2 separate regions of the Homo sapiens genome follow, and region 2 is linked to region 1. A link is a contact called in ENCODE Hi-C or POLR2A ChIA-PET data. All regions are on one chromosome and are shown on one strand. Each heading gives the region's core, a stretch centred on a gene start or an enhancer-like site at or near the end of the contact. The rest is flanking DNA. Distances are from core to core; before and after follow the strand shown.

The links. A loop is a pair of places that touch in the nucleus more often than their neighbours do. ChIA-PET counts read pairs that join two places held with the same protein, here RNA polymerase II (POLR2A). Pooled maps may share reads with other maps.
Region 2: a loop to region 1 is called in a map of right lobe of liver, with 1.9 times the contacts of the local background. The contact joins two enhancer-like sites. A Hi-C loop is called at or near these places in 1 of 168 maps with a recorded cell type or tissue (right lobe of liver), 5 of 37 single-sample maps with no recorded cell type and 12 of 50 pooled maps. POLR2A ChIA-PET finds 5 or more read pairs at or near these places in 2 of 52 experiments (AG04449 and H1).

The regions. Positions count from the first base shown.
Region 1 is chr4:748,508-751,652 of GRCh38, forward strand. All of the region lies in intron 8 of PCGF3 (polycomb group ring finger 3), which reads left to right. It overlaps LOC124900163 (chloride intracellular channel protein 6-like), which reads right to left. Exons shown (of 2, transcript XM_047416474.1): 2 at 1-3,145. Among named protein-coding and RNA genes, the nearest start is that of PCGF3-AS2, 26 kb to the left of the region's middle. Within about 2 kb of position 1,371, at least 3 of the 41 ENCODE cell types and tissues checked have a DNase peak (open chromatin) inside an H3K27ac peak, as active enhancers do.
Region 2 is chr4:865,338-868,597 of GRCh38, forward strand. GAK (cyclin G associated kinase) reads right to left here. Exons shown (of 28, transcript NM_005255.4): 20 at 3,202-3,260; 21 at 1,619-2,095; 22 at 1,027-1,197. Among named protein-coding and RNA genes, the nearest start is that of CPLX1, 41 kb to the left of the region's middle. RefSeq lists an enhancer at 1,000-2,199. Within about 2 kb of position 1,562, at least 2 of the 41 ENCODE cell types and tissues checked have a DNase peak (open chromatin) inside an H3K27ac peak, as active enhancers do.

The DNA.
Region 1 (3,145 bases), core at 121-2,620:
TAGTTTACATTTACACGTTGTTTAAAACGTTCAGTGAGCATTACAGAAATAGACACGTGTGTCCAACGTGGGATGTGATGGCGTTGCCTTGTGGGTCAGTAGAGAAGAGCGGCCAGTTCAGAGAAGGGGTCCGGAGGGGCAGGAAGCGAGGAAATCACCTTCTTCTTTCATGACCCCGGTTTCACTGCCATGCCTGGTTTCCGATGTTGACGTACCTGGTGCTTCCTCTGTTGGTGGCTTGGCGGCTCTCCTGGAACCACGCTGTTTTTCTGTCTCTGGTGTTGGTCTCGTCTGCGCGGAGGCCCCTGGGTCTTTCCTGGTTGGCCTTTGTTAGGTACTTGTCCTTACAGCAGTTCCCCAGTGGTGAGGAACCCCCTGGGATCTCGTGGAAATTCAGTTTTGGGGTCTGCTGGGTGGGCTGGTGTTCCAGAGGGGTGCAGGCTGCTGCTCCCCTTTACTCTGGTGTGGTTTTCCATGGATCGATGTAAAGCTGTGTGTGATGTCCTCCTCCAGTTTAATCTCTGTTTTGCAGTTTTAAATTTATATCAGTGTTTACTTTTACTAATATTTACCTTTTCTTTTGATCCTTGACGTGCTAAAGATTTATTTGTTGCTTTCAAAAGGGCCAATTTTTTTAAATTGATCAAATATTGAATTTTGTTTTTTTCTTTTTTGAGATGAAGTTTTGCTCTTGTTGCCCAGGCTGGAGTGCAATGGCACGATCTCGGCTCACTGCAACCTCTGCCTCCCATGTTCAAGCGATTATCCTGCCTCAGCCTCCCAAGTAGCTGGGATTACAGGCATGCGCCACCACGCCTGGCTAATTTTGAATTTTTAGTAGAGATGGGGTTTCTCCATGTTGGTCAGGCTGATCTTGAACTCTTGACCTCGGGTGATCCACCCACCTCAGCCTCCCAAAGTTCTAGAATTACAGGCATGAGCCACCATGCCCTGCTGAATTTTCTTTCCTTTTTTTTTTTTTTTTTTTTTTTTGAGACAGTCTCACTTTGTCGCCAGGCTGGAGTGTGGAGTGCAGTGGCACAATCTTGGCTCACTGCAACCTCTGCCTCCTGGGTTCAAGCGATTCTCCTGCTTCAGCCTCCTAAGTAGCTGGGATTACAGGCACACCCCACCACACCCGGCTAATTTTTATATTTTTAGTAGAAATGGGGTTTCACCATGTTGGCCAGGCTGGTCTTGAACTCCTGACCTCGTGATCCACCTGCCTCGGCTTCCCAAAGTGTGAGTCACTGCACCCAGCCTTGCTGAATTTTCTTAAAACTTTTTTTTTTCTGACATCTTGAGTTAAAAGTCTTTTGTTATTCTTTGAGACGGGATCTGGCTCTCTCACCCAACCTGGAGTGCAATGGTGCAATCACAGCTCCCTGTACCCTCTGCCTCCTGGGCTCCTGCCCAAGCCTCCAGAGTAGCAGACACTGTTGGCAGATCACACCAGTTAACTTTTTTAATTTTTTGTAGAGATGGATGGAGTCTTGCTGTGTTGCCTAGGCCGGTCTGAACTCCTGGGCTGAAGCAGTCCACCTGCCTCAGTCTCCCAAAGTGCCAGGATTCCAGGCGTGAGCCCACGTGCCCGCCAAGTCTTTGTAAGCGCATTTCCGGCTGTGTTTCCTGTGTGCTCCTGGCTGCTCCCTGCGGACTTTGATGAATAATATTTTCACTGGCATTCATTTCTAAAGAAGCTGTAATTTCATCAGAGTTCCTTTTTAATCGAGAAGTTTGTTCTGAAACATTTGAGTAACGTGGCCTTTTTGGGTTCCATCCACTCCTCTTTCTAGTCTCCTTCCCGGGCGGTCAGGGAGTGTTGTCTACACGGATCTCTGCCTTGGGGGATTGAGATCTTCTTGCTTGTTCACTTGGGTGCAGATTTTCCAGGGGTCCTGGGGTGATTTTCCTTTGGCTGAGTTTGCTGGTTGGTGTGGTGGGTAAACAAGCGGACCCCGGGGGCCAGTTGCCCACGTCCTGCTCTGCCTTTAGCCAGGGTGTGGCCCTTCACAAGTGACCTACCTCTGCCTCAGTTTCTCTGTCTGTGGCGTGAGGTGGTGGTGAGATTGCCTCGAGGTTTTTATGAAGATTAAATGATTTCCTATTTGTGAGGCACTTTGAGGTGTTAAGTTGAATGAATGAGAAACAAGCAGGCAGCCTGGGAGATTGTGAACTCCGACATCCAAGTCCGGTCGTTTTTCTTGTGGATTCTTGTTTTCTCCGTGTCTCTGTAACCTCGCGGTGTTGCTTAGGAGCCGTGCTGCTGGCTATGCAGGCTGATGGTTCTTACGTAGTTTTGATGACTTGCACCTTTTGCCAGTGTGGATTCTTTTTTTTTCTTTTTTCCTGTTCAGTGTGTTTTCGCTCTAACCCCCGATTCTCTTGTACTAACATCGCTACAGTTGCTGTTGGTCTCTGCTTCCACCCTCCCTGTCATTTGTTTCAGCTGTGTTACGGAGGCCTTTGCTTTGCTTTTTTGCACACATCTCAGGTTCTCTTTGATAGGAGAGTTTAACCCGTTGTCTTTGTTGTGAGAATACATTTTTTCCCCTCTCCATGAGGGCTTGGATCCGGTTTTGGTGTCTTCTTTCTCTGCTCTAATGGTTTGGGAATTTTGCATTCTCTTTCTGTTCTTCTTGTGGCTGCCCTTAAACTTGGATTCCGTGTCCGTTTGTGGGATTATCCGCGTCTATAACTTCGTGATGAGTTCCTGATCTCCGTCTTCCAAAACTTGGGAAGTCATCCGAGGGTTTGTTCCAGATTGTTTTGGGTAATTTTAAAATTTTATTTCACACTAATTTTATTCTAGGAATCGCTTCTTCATCTTACTGAAGTTTTGATGCGACGTTATAGTTATTTAGGCTTAACGGGAGGTTGCATGGGTTTTGTGGCCGTTTCTGGTGTCTTCCTGGTGTGTTTGGATTTGTGCTTCGCCACGTCCGCACGTCACTTCTGAGCCCAGTGCGGTGGCCCCTGAGCTCCTGCCGGTCACGGGCTGTGTGTTGTCCCCCTCACACCAGAGACAGTCGTTTCTTCTCTTAACTCTTAAGCCCTCCTCAGTCACTCGGATGAACTGATTAAATTCTGTGCTTTTAATACTAAGCATTAAAAAAAAAAAAACATATGAGGGAAGCACCTGCCA
Region 2 (3,260 bases), core at 312-2,811, 120 kb after region 1:
GGACACCTCTTGCACCCAGGCTGAGCTGAGGCTGGGCTGACGGCCTCTCTCTTCCTGAAGGGTCCTGAGGATGCATCCCATCACACAGAACTGAGCGAGTGGACGTAGGGGCACCAGCAGGCGGAGCAGCTCGCAGGCCAGGCTGAGAACAAGCATCTGCGCATTCCCATCCAAAAGGGTTTGTCAGGACCCCACTTTCTGCCGCCATCCCCACAGCCTGCGTTCCCGCCTCTCCTAAAACCCACCAGAGCCCGAGGTGGCTCCACCTGGCTGAGCTGCCTTCGGCAGACAGAGGGCCCAGCAGGTCCTGTCTGCCCTGGCTCTGGCCACGCAGCACACCTCTGGCGGCACCCGCCCCAACGCTGCAAGGCTGCACTCCACACACCCGCCCACAAGCCATCCTGCAATGGTCACCATCATCACCCCAGAGTACGCCGTGGACCACGCTGCTGCCTCCTCAGGAGAGAGAACCCAGGCTCCTTCCCCTAGGACCACACTGGAGGGGCGCGCAGCCCTCTCCCAGGGCCTGGCCCCACCGGCGTCTGTCTAAACAAGCCATGCTGTGCCCCGGCGCCTGACCTCCTCCCCATGGATACGGTGCCCCACGGCCCCTGCTACACCCAGACCAGGTCAGCTTCCCGGACCCTGGGTCCCCCAGCTGCCTCCCTCTGACCTCTGGTCCCTACACAAGCTCTGGGTGCAGGTGGCCTTCTCTGCTAACAGCTGCAAGGCCTGGGCCTGAGGAGGCCTGGAGAAACACCTGTTGCCAGTCACAGACGACTGAGGCACTGCAGGGCCCCACAACCTGTTCCAGGTTTGGGGATGGTTTGGGGAGACAGAGCAGGGAGCAGTCTGTCCTGACCTCTGGGACGTCCTGCAGGATGCTTGGGCCGCAAGGAGCGCACCCGGAGGCCACACAGTCCAGCCCCACCACTGCCTGAGACCCACAGCTCTGTTTCCCACCAGAGGCTGCGGTCCTGAGGGAGGCGGCCATGGAGAGCTGGCTGCCAGGCGAGAGGCACTTACCCAGGTGCAGGAAGTCGGCGCTGCAGGATGGGGGCGGAGCACTGTGGGCAGACGGGAAGGATGGTGGGACGGTCACAGAGTCCGAATTGAGAAATTCGCCGAAGAGATCAGGATTGGAGCAGGGCTGGGAGTTGTTGCCTGAAGACGGCAGAAGCGGGCCAAAGGGGTCAGCTGTGGGGACAGGCGGGCATGGGGAGGACTCAGCCCGGCTGCCTGAAGACAAAGGAGCCCAGCTCTGGAGTCAGGCCTGCCCAAGAGGCCACTCCAGCTGGGCAGCCCAGACCCCACGGCTGCCCTCGCAGGGGCACTGAGGCAGTCAGCCCAGGGGCTCCCCGTGCCCCACGCCTCAGGATGACTTTCCCAGGGACACAGCAACACTGCTGAGATGGAGAAGCCAGTAGCTCCCGGCCCGTGAGCTCAGGTGGGCAGCACAGAACCCTGACATGACCCCGAGGCTGCTCCTGGGGGAGGTGGGGGAAGGGCACGTTCCCTTCCTGCAAGCACCTTCGAAACACGCCCATGCAGTGAGAATGACTCAGCCTCATCACTCATCTACTGTGAAGCCACTCGCCTTCAGAACAGAAACACGTACCAGCGGCAGGGGGCCCTCCTCTTGGGGTGCTCTGCACGCTCAGGGGAGGGGCCGGGCTTGCCAGGAGCAGCGGGTCCTCGCTGAGCAGATCCTCCGGGGGCCCCTGGGAGGCGGCCTCAGGGGGCCCAAGGAGGCAGCTGAGCAGGTCGGTGTTGCTGGAGGGGGCCTTGCAGGCCTGCGGGGGTACAGCTGGCCCTGCGCCCACCTCGGAGTGCAGGCCCAGGAGGTCGACCCCGTCTTCCTGTGGCACAGGCTCTGGCAGCACAGCCGGTGTCTCCACCTCAAAAACCAAGTCCTGCTGCACCAGCCCTGCTGCCAGGCCGGGGGGCTCTGGGTCGGCCCTGGGTTCCTGGCCCTCGCTGGAGATCGGGGATCCCCCTTCATCTGACACCTCACTCTCGTCTCTGTCCTCCATCAGGGCAGACTCGCTCTCCTTGGAAGAGGCATTTTCTGCACCAGTCTCTGCCTCCTTCTCTTCTGCGAAAAGGAAACAAAACCACAGGCTAGTGAGACCACACGGCCAGCACCAGGGTCCCCACGGCGCGTCCCTTCAGGGCCTCCTCGGCCCAGGGCCTTGGTGAACACACGTGGCCAGCACCAGGGTCCCCACGGCGCGTCCCTTCAGGGCCTCCTCGGCCCAGGGCCTTGGTGAACACACGTGGCCAGCACCAGGGTCCCCATGGCATGGCCCCTCGGCACCTCCTCGGCCCAGGGCCTTGGCAAGTGCTGCAGGAACACCAGGGTCCCCACGGCGCGTCCCCTCAGCCCAGGGCCTTGGCGAACCCACATGGCCAGCACCAATGTCCCCATGGCACGGCCCCTCAGCGCCTCCTTGGCCCAGGGCCCTGGCGAGTGCTGCAGAAGCTTCTGGGCGGGCGGTGGGGTGTTGTTCCTGAGGCGTCTCCAGCACACCCACCTCCAGCCTCTGCCTCAAGGGTCTGCCTGTGGCTCTCTCCGCCTGGGCCTCTGCGGTGCCTCAGGCTGAGTCAAGTGGGGGCCACATGGCAGCACTAGGGGGTAGGAACACCAATCAAGGGTGCTCTGGGAACAGGCGGCAGAAGGGACGAGCCCGATGGGAAGGCCAGGGGTGCTGGGACAGGAAGTGGCAGGTGCATCCCTTGGGGTGTGTCTGGGGTGAGGTCCAGTGATGGCGCCCAGGTGTTTTCCTGAAAAGCCTCAGAGGGGCTGGGAGCCCACTGGGGGTGTGGGCAAAGAGAGGTGTGGGATCCCCAGGTGGTGACAGTCTGTCCCTCCGCCCAGGCCCTTCCCCTGTACCCAGGGGCCCCGCCAGCATGGCCCATGCTGCCAGCCTCCCCAGGCCCACAGACTGGGATGAAGAGCGAGGGTTGTTATTTCAGACTTTGTGGGCATGTTCTTTTTTTTTCACCTTTAAAAAGATATGAAATCATTCTTAGCTCGTGAGCCATTAAAGAACAGGCTGACATGCCGGGTGCACAGCCCCACTGAGGTGCAACTCAGCTCTGCCGGAGGCCCGTCTCCCAAGACGCTTGCCCTGCCCCAGGGGCACCTCCAGACCAGGGGCCTGCCCTCTGCAAGTGGCCAGGTCCAGGGACGCTGCCTACCCTGCCAGTCCAGCGTGTGCAGGAAGCGACTGGCGTCCGCGCTGCTGCTTGGCGGTGAG